Regions from separate parts of the Homo sapiens genome. Here region 1 is linked to region 2. Evidence: read pairs that join two places in POLR2A ChIA-PET (ENCODE). Cell type or tissue: MCF 10A. All regions are shown on one strand.

What was found. ChIA-PET counts read pairs that join two places held together with the same protein. Peaks named below come from ENCODE experiments on the same cell type or tissue, not always from the same donor. Only the 100,000 strongest peaks of a DNase experiment are listed, where the experiment ranks them.
Region 1: POLR2A ChIA-PET joins it to region 2 with 5 read pairs; 18 of 35 experiments call an interaction of 5 or more read pairs at or near these places.

Annotation. Positions count from the first base shown.
Region 1 is chr14:70,909,689-70,914,688 of GRCh38, forward strand. All of the region lies in intron 1 of PCNX1 (pecanex 1), which reads left to right. Among named protein-coding and RNA genes, the nearest start is that of PCNX1, 4.7 kb to the left of the region's middle. In MCF 10A, no CTCF peak of the experiment used is centred here; a DNase peak (open chromatin) is centred at 2,263.
Region 2 is chr14:70,964,520-70,969,519 of GRCh38, forward strand. It overlaps PCNX1 (pecanex 1), which reads left to right. Exons shown (of 36, transcript NM_014982.3): 4 at 3,679-3,724; 5 at 4,502-4,591. Among named protein-coding and RNA genes, the nearest start is that of PCNX1, 60 kb to the left of the region's middle. In MCF 10A, no CTCF peak of the experiment used is centred here; no DNase peak of the experiment used is centred here.

The DNA of each region.
Region 1 (5,000 bases), 55 kb before region 2:
CAGGACATTGAGTTTACTTCCTTCATTTTGGGAGTTCAGTTAAACTGAATTCTCACATATTTGAGTGTCTACCATGTACTAGACACTTTCTGAGATTGCTTCTGACTTCCTTATCTCAATTAATGGCAGTCCCACTCTTCCCAAACCAGAAGGTGCTGAGCTGTTCTTAATCAGTTCAGACCTTTACCTGAAATGGATAATAAGATGGAGAGCCTTGAGAAATGAACTTCCAAAGTTCAGTACATGCGGTTAGCATGACTGCTGGTTTTAGAGTTCTCAGCCACTTATTGCTTATGAGCAATAGGGGCTGTATCTTCAAAACCTAACTAGACGACGACTCCTCCCTCCTCCTCCTCCTCCTCCTCCTCCTCCTCCCCCTCCTCCTCCTCCTCCTCCTCCTCCTCCTCCCCCTCCTCCTCCCCCTCCTCCTCCTCCCCCTCCTCCTCCTCCCCCTCCCCCTCCTCCCCCTCCTCCTCCTCCTCCTCCTCCTCCTCCTCCTCCTCCTCCTCCTCCTCCTCGTCCTCCTCCTCCTCCTCCTCCTCTCACCAGCACCATCATCATCACGGCCATCAGGCCATCATCATTCCCTTGGTTCGTCACCATTCTCTCTCCTGGATTATTGCAGTACTTTAATGAGGTTCAATGCTTTTGTTCTTTATTCTCCACACAGACGCCTCTGTGATTCTTTCAGATCATGTCATTCTTCTGCTCTCAGGGCCTGCCCTCTCCTGTGTCTCTCTTGTCTCAACCACACACACATTTGCCGCCTTACTCTTCTTGCCAAGAAGTATGTTCCTGCTTCAGCGCCTTTGTGCTTGCTTTTCCCTCTGTCTGGATGACTCCTCTTTTCCAGATACCTGTGTGGCTGCTCCACTTTTTGCAGGTTCTCATATACGTGAGGCTTTCTCTGATAGCCTATGTGAAATAGCAACTTCCCCAGCTCTCACAAGACTCCATAGCCCACCTTTTAAAATAGTATGGTATTTATTCCTAACTGATATCTATTTATTTGTTTTTATGTCTTTCTTATCTTATTAGAATATAAGCTCTGAGAGGGCAGGAACTTAGTTTCGTTCACTGCTGTATTTTTAGGACCTAGATTAGTGTAAAGCACATGTAGTACTCCGATGAATGATTGAGAAGTGCACAAGACACAGCTTCTGCTTTCAAGGAACTTAAAATCTAGCCTGGGGGTAATGAGTTGTTACTGTTAGAACTGCTAGGAAAGGGTAAGTAAAGAGGGACCCTGATCTTATAGTCAGGGGATGAACCCTAGACCAGGGGTGGTCAGGACAGAGAATTTGTAAACATTTTAGGAAACATACTAGTAAAAGGTAGATAGTTTGAAGTATACACCAAAAATAAAGCAAAATCCAACATTTTGTGTTAAAATCTCAGACAGCCATAGGTTATTATTTGCATGCTCTTACAATAATAACTGTAAGTGATAATGACTGTTTTAAAAGTACATGTATAGGTTCTTTAACCCCGTGACCTCATGAGGTTTTGCTGTTAGTAGGCAAGTTGTGAGCTGGGATTTACACAGAGCTTTCTGAAGGCAAAGTCACTGTACAGGCTGCCTTTTATTTATTCCCCCCCAAAAAGTGCCTAAATCTGTGGAGAGATCGTACATTAAGTTAGGAAACAGTCTTAGGACTTTATAGGATTCAAACACTTTTGGTGTTTATTTAGGAGCATTTGTGGATACTTTGAAAGGTGGACTCTATATACATCAACTAGTTAAAAATCTTTTAAGTAGTGAAAATGAAGAAAAAATTTTTGTTTCTTAATTCTGATTGTCCTGTCTGTTTCCTTTAAGGTACTCATTCTTTTTTATCTAGTTACAGTGATTTTTGTACATGTCACAGATGATGAGATTTTTGGGGGTGAGTGGCATTTTTGTATGGTGGAAAGCAGATTGGAATTAGTGTCTTGATTTTTGAATCTTGGCTTTGTTATTGATTGTGTGTCCTGTGGGCAAGACTCCACCTTTCTGAACCTTGATTTACTCATTTGTGAGATATTTCATGGGTGTTTTTCAAGAAAATATTTATGAAATAGAAGAAATTATTTACCTTCAGAATGGCCTTCAGTAAATGTCATTTGAAAAAATGGCTAATTGGAAGTGTTTCCTCTATAATGCTGTATGACTGTAGGAGACTAAATAGCTCTGGATTATTAAGTCAAATCATTTTCATAACATATTGCTCAATATATTGTTTTCCTCTGTAAAGCAATATATCCCTAGGTGATGAAATAGAACATTAAAATTTATGGCTGGGCGCGGTGGCTCACGCACTTTGGGAGGCCGAGGCAGGCAGATCATCACGAGGTCAGGAGATCCAGACCATCCTGGCTAACACGGTGAAACCCCGTCTCTACTAAAAAAACAAAAAATTAGCCGGGCATGGTGGCGGGCGCCTGTAGTCCCAGCTACTCGGGAGGCTGAGGCAGGAGACTGTTGTGAACCTGGGAGGCAGAGCTTGCAGTGAGCCAAGATTGTGCCACTGCACTCCAGCCTGGGCGACAGAGCGAGACTCTGTCTCAAAAAAAAAAAGAAAAAAGAAAAAAAAGAACGTTAAAATTTATTACGTAAGTGGTTCCCAGACTCCTCCAGTTGACATCAGAATCACTTGACAATGTTAATGATGTGCAAGCCCTTTCTTATTCGGTAGATCTGGAGTGTGGCCTATTGATTTGTATTTTATAAACATTCTAGGTAAGTTTAAATAACTTGATCAATATTCCTAACTACCAGCCCCTGACTGACATCCAGCTGCTACTCAACGTACCTCTTGGCTGTCTCACAGGCATCCCAAAAGTATCATGCCCAAAAGCTTCTGAATTCCCCCCTAAACAACACTGCCACAAAATGTTTTTCCTCACTCTGTCATGTTAGTTAATGGCACTGTCTGTATCTAGTTGCTTATCCCCCACCCCTTGCTTTTGAGCAAATCTTACCACTTTCTGCTCAGAGGAAAAGACATAAATCTGTGTCATTCTTTTAAATATTCTTTAAAGATTTTCTTTGGCACTTAGAAAAAAATCCAGAATCTTTATTAAGCCACCAGAGCTTATTCTGCCTTTGTTTACAGTTTGTGCAGTTTTCCCACTGTGCTGTAGTCACACTGGCCTTTCTGTTACTTTAGCCCACTGAGCCTTTTCCTCCTGTGAGACCTTTGCACGTGTTGTGCCTTCTGAAAGGATACTCTTCCTTCTTGCTCTTTGCAAGGCTGGCTGCTACTTAATCTTTAGGGCTGGACTTCAGTATTATCCCCTCACAGAGGCTGAGCCTGATAACCATAAATAGGTTCCCTCTCTTTTTTTTCATCATTCCATTCCATAACTTTCTTCCATAGCACTTAACACAAACATATATTTTTTGTTTGTTTACTTGTTTGTCCTCTCGATCATCCTCCACTTCCATACCTTGTAAGTTCCATGAGGGCAGGGGCCAGGTCTGATTTACTCATCAGTGTTTATCAAGTGTCTGCATGACTGCCTGGCTCATATTAGGATCTGAAGAAGTATTTGTTGAATGAATTTTTTATTATACATGTGAAGCTTTTTTAGACTTGTTAACTGATGTAGAATAGTTGGAGGTGGAGGGAGGATTGTGGTAGGCTGTATCATATGGTGGAGCTGCTTACTTAGGGGTTAGGTTCGGTGTCAGTCTCTACAAGACAAAAATCAAATATAAAATTACTGAAAAATCAAATACAAAATGACCCTTGAAAAACACTTAAGTCATTGAAAGTGCAGTACGTATGGCTTTTTGTGCATACAGCTGTGTGGTTATACATACATACATGATATATACAGTAATATATACCACATAAATCTGTGGAGAGATTATATTCAGACTCTAAATCATTAACAAAATTTATAAAGGTTTCAACATTTTCTTCCTAGTTGTCTTCATTGTTTTCTGTAACTGATCTTTGTCATCTTTAGAATGATATATCTTTTATTAGTGAGGATTACGCTAAAGCTCTCAGGTCATTTTCTTTCCCCCAATTTAAAAGTATTTAAAGATCATTTTAAACAAGATTTAGTTAGGGTGACTAAAACAGGGATTTTCATATTTTAAAATTTATATTTCTCTAAAAGTTTAGATCAAGCTAGAAAAGTTACTGTGCTATAAATTAGCAATTTATATTGCTATTGCATATTGTACATATGATTTTTAAGTATTATTTTCTGCATCCTTTAGGGGAAGGTTAATGACTAGTGGATGGCCTGTTTAGATCTATTAGCCTGTGCCCTTTACCAGTATTTTCAATATTTAGGATCAAAGTGAGTCTAATTATTTCCATAACTGGTCATGGCACAGATATAACTCTTATGTATTATATTACCTATAATAAATTAAGGGTACACTGTCCAAAGATGGTTTACACAGAAAACCATCTACCACATGTTCTCACTTATAAGTGGGAGTTAAACATTTGGATACCCACAGATACAAAGAAGGGAACAATAAATACTGGGGATTCCAAAAGCGGGTAGGGGGCGAGGGTTGAAAAGCTATACATTGGCTACTGTGTTCACTACTTGGGTGACAGGATCATTAGAAGCCAAACCTCAGCATCACTTAATATGCCTATGTGACAAACCTGCACATGTACCTTGCTGAATCTAAAGGAAAAGAAAATTAGACCTCCAAGAAAGCAGCCATATTTGTCAATTTGTAGAAAAGTGTATTAATTTACAAAAAAAGCAGTTGATTTATAAAATGTTCTGTCTTTTGTGACGTAAAGGTGGAGTGTTTTCTCCCACTTGAAAATTACTCCAAATCATAAAATCATTTGGTGATTGGAAAACTAGGAAAGTTTCTATTTTTTTTCTAGCCTTTGAATACACAGATTCAGTCAGGTAATTTGCTTTCTCTAGCTGACTTTACTGAGAGTTAAATCTTTCAACATTTTATTAAAGAATTTTCAAACATATAGGAAAGTTGAGAAAATTGTACCCACCACCTGGATTCTGTGTTTTTAAAT
Region 2 (5,000 bases):
TTCTTAATTAACCCTGGGCTTTCTTCTTATTGACAGACGTAGGTAGTATCAGACCCCCAGAGAGTAAGCCTACATTTCTCCAATCATCTTTTGGAGACCTTTTTTCCTTTTTACAAAAAGGAAAGATGAAAGGGCCAGCAGTGGCCAGGCACTTTTGGATCCTGTGACCTTGGCATCGTGTCTGTTGGAACTTGCCTGTTTGTTTTAGGGAGGGAGTCCCTTTTTGACTGTGATTAAAGCATGTGTGCATGTTGTTAAACACACAGCATACCTTTTACTTAATAACTTTTTAATAAAAATGGGCAAATATTGGAGGTTATTGTGCTACTTGGATTTTAGTGTTTTCGTTTTATACTGTTTATGACAAAATAAATGGTTGACATAATTATTCTTACACTTTAGAGAAGCTGAAGTGAGGAGGAAGAGTCTGGCTTTTTGCATATTGCTGGAGATATTACCATTATAGACATACTGTTGTTTCTTGTATGTATTTTATTATATAATGTGTAAGATACTGCTACACATTATCATATTTTATATAAATTTGTTGGGTACTAAACAGTGAACCCACTGACCATAGTAGCTACATCGTGGTCATTGTTACTATTCTTTCCTTCACCTCTGCCTTTCTCCCTTTCATCTTCTACCCATCATTTCCATTCTTTCTTTTCATTCCTCTCCTTACCTCCTTCTCTTTCCTTTTGTCACTTTTCTACCTTCAAATATTTTAGCGCCCAATAGTATTCAAGGCATTCTACTTAGTGTGGGTTGGGGAGTGGGTCTTATACTGAAAGAGATTGTGATCTCATAGTAGGTGTGATATAAGTAACCAAAGATAAAGATGTGATATATGTTACCAAGGGGCCAGGCACGGTGGCTCACGCCTGTAATTCCAGCACTTTGGGAGGCCGAGGTAGGTGGATCACGAGGTTGGGCGATTGAGACCAGCCTGGCTAGTATGGTGAAACTCCGTCTCTACTAAAAATACAAAAAATTAGCTGGGTGTGGTGGCATGCACCTGTATTCCCAGCTACCCAGGAGGCTGAGGCAGGAGAATTGCTTGAACCCGGGAGGTGGAGGTTGCAGTGAGCTGAGATGGCACCACTGCACTCCAGCCTGGGCAACAGAGTGAGACTCCGTCTCAAAAAAAAAAAAAAAAAAAAGATAACGAAGTAAAAATTGCCATAGGAATGGTAGAGAAGAAGAGCTAATGATTTCATAGGATAAAATAATTGTTTCCAGCTGGAGAGACAGGCATGGCTTCTTGGGGCAGGTGGCCTTGCCTGATATGCTCTCTAGTTAGAAGTAACCTTTCTTCCCTGGTATCCATAATCCTTCCTATGGCACTTGTCATAGAGAAGAAACAGTGGAATATTTTAGTTTATGCAAAGCACTTAAATAAAAAACTTCACCCTCAAGTGTAAAAAGATACTGTTTTTTCTTAATCTTTACATTTTCATTTTTAGGAAATTTAATGAGTGAGGGCAAACAGGAAAATTAAAATAATCTATGTCATAATTGATTGTATCATGAGCATTAATATCATTAAGTGTTTTTCTACAGTGACACTTTGGGGAATGCATTGCATTTGGATATACTATAGTTTATATTCTGGAGCCCTGTTGTTTCACTTGTAAATAGTCATGATTCTTTTTGAGGGGAAGCATAATGCAGAAAAGTATGAAGAATAAAATATAACCACTCTATTATACCTGTTAAGAATGTTTTTGTCAACAAGTAATAGAATACTCAACTAATAGTGACTTAAAGAAATAGTTGTTTTTCACCTAAATCTGGAGGTGATTGTGTGGCATTTGTGTTCAGCAGCCTAACGTTAGGCCTCTGGATTGGCATCTCTGCAGTTCTCTAGGCTTTTTTCTCAGGGTTGCAGGATGAGCACAGCAGCTTCAATCAAGACCCTGTTTGAAAAGTTAGGAAGCAAGCAGTAGTGTGGGACAGAGATTTTCCTTGATCACTTTCTTCTCAGACACACAAAGACGTTTTCCTGAAGCCCTCCAGCAGATTCTCCCACACGTTCATTCACCAGAACTAGTTCATACACCTACCTCTAGACCAGGGACTGGGTGTACTTCTCATATATCAGAAGGTGTATGACCAATTTTGGAACAAAATAGGGAGATTGTTAAAGAAGGAGAAAGGGAATACTTTGAGCTTCTGAGCAAATGACTACCATATCCGTGTTTAAAAATTTTTTTTTTAAGTTTAAATTCCTAGATGGGTATGCATAAAATGGTGTTTTTGTTTTCTTGTTTGTTTTTAAATTTCTGTCTAGGAAGTTATATTTAATTCTAGCAGAAAAATAGCAAATGTTAATTCTATAACTTATGTAGCAGGTGTTGTAAGAATGAAACTTTTGCGATAAAATGCTTTTTGGTTTTTTTCTTGCTGGCAAATTGCAATGTCTTTTATGGCTAATTGAAAGCAGAAATTAGGAAAAACTAGAAGAACCAAGCTTAATAAAATAGTTCAAAATTATTACAAAGCTTTTTTTTATTGGCTACCTCAAGAGTTTATTTGTAGTTTCAACAGATATATGTATGCATATTTTTATTTACTTTTTCACTGGCATGTAACTTACACAGCGTAGTGCACACCTTCAGTGTACAGCTAAGTGAATTTTTACATCTGTGTGCACCCATTCAGTTGCCATCCAAATCAAGAAAGGCCTTCATGTCCCTTCAAAGTCAACATTAACTTATATTTTGAGTGATTTCTTGTGATATACACCTACTAAATCAAACCAATGAAGAGGAAGATGTGGTAAAGTATAAAGTAGTATATGAATGTTCTTAATTTTATTTTACAGTGCTAACTTTGCTTGACTGTTTTCTTCTTTGAATCCATGAAAACGAGTTACAGGAAGAGTTGCTAAGACTTGTTGATTTAGTAACTGTTATGTTATCTTTGGTTTCCTTAATGTGTTTGTGGAATTTGTGGTATTTATTTATATGATTTTCATGGTAGTATAATAAATAATGGCTGTGAAATTTTAGGGAAGTGTTAAACTATCTTGAATATAAGCACTAAAAGCTCAACAATCAGGTTTTAATTTTCTCCTTATAGTTTGTGCTAAAAATTCATTTTTCATGGATGCCTTAGACTTTTATTGATTTATTTTTTAATGTTCTGTCTATAAAGAAGTACTTACTTTTGTCTCCAACTAAAGAAGGTACATAATGATACACTTACAATTCGATGGTTAGACTTATGCTGCACTTTGTAGTGTATGTTAATGTTTGTCTGCCAAACCTTCCTTTTATACCCTAAGAAGTCTAAATTTATTTCAGGTAGACATAAAGCCTGGTTTTGCTTTTGTTTATAACATGAACGTGTCATGATGTAGTATAAAAATGATAATTGTATGACATGAGTTGCTTGAGATTGGAGGATCTGGCTCTGGGGGGGCTCCGTCAGTCCTGAGCATGCAGAGGGATTGGGTAGCTCCACATATCAGTAAGACACACGCAGCCTGTGCCGCAGCCAACAGGTTGCGTGGCTCCAATAGAGCTTGTCCAACAAGTATCTTCTAATATTGATAAAAATGATCGATAACATGTTTTGATCATATAATTTTGTTTGATAATCTTGCTAGTGTGTATTGATAATGACATAGCTAGCATTTTAATTAGTTTTATTTACTTCATGTCACGTTTTCAGATTGGATCTGGTTCCTCGCGTCTTGGAACAGCAGCAACTATTAAAGGTAGGTGTGATCTAACTTAAAAGTTGCACCTGCCTTTCCCTTTCATTTTGGTTGTAATGAAGATAACAGTACTGTACATTCAAATGTAATGAAAAAAATCATTCTTGAAATTCTTTTATAGATAAAATTATTTATCTTATTAAAGGTTGGTTGACTTAAATTGTGTTCTCTTTCATCATCCAAATTTCACAAAAGTGTCTGACCACTTACATTACATTGCGTGAATTACATAAGTTTTGATCTATAAGAAACTTCCTTGCCCTTGAGGGAAAACAGTTTTGTGGGTTTTAGTGGGGTTCATGGAAAACTAAGTAATTTGATGTGAAACCTTCTAATGTGACCACAAATGAAAGAACAAAAAAGAGCAAGTTATTTTCTGCTATTTGATCTATTCAGATAAATTCGTATTGTTTTCACCCTATAGTTTTTTAGGTTAATAATTTTCCCTGGGAAGGAAATTCATGTTGGGTCAAGTTATGTAATTTGCATTCCTTTTTAAATTCCACTTGTTTTTAAAGAAATAGTTTTATTAGTTTACATTTTGAAGCTTTCCACATTGTTTGGTTTGTAGTTCTGTGAGAATAATTAAGTGCTCTGATAGTCCATGATACTTCCTGCTAGTTCAGTGCATCTTCCATTATTGTAACCTTTGATACACAAAAACTACTTTAGTTGATAGACATTAGTACTCCTTGATGTATTAATACTCCTTGGTTATGCCACCCTACAGCCTTACTGTTAATATAAGGTCCTCACATGTTTCTCTTAACTTTGTAGGAGATACAGACACTGCTAAGACTTCTGATGATATCAGTTTAAGTCTGGGCCAAAGTTCTAGTCTTTGTAAGGAAGGAAGTGAAGAACAAGGTAAGAACGTTATACTTTACCATGATGTCATATACTGTGGTGACCAGAGTTAATTTGTAGAATATGCTGCATACAATTTGGCAGAAGTTTATAACAATTTAATATGATATTTAAGGAAACATTAACATAAAATGTTATGGTGATAGTAGTAATACAGAGTTACACATGCTTTTAGCTTACTTGAACTCAGTTATACATGTTCTGCCAGATAAACATGGAGAGAGAAATTCTATGAGCATATGCCCCAGAGTGAATATGAGATGGGAGATAAGAATCTGCTATTCTTTTAGTTGGTCAGACCAACTAGCCCAGCTTAGGGATAACCTAGTATGTAAAACTGTTACTTTCCATTCAGTACGATCTCTAAATGCCAGCTGCTTCATCTCTTGCCAACTGCAAAAACAGCAAT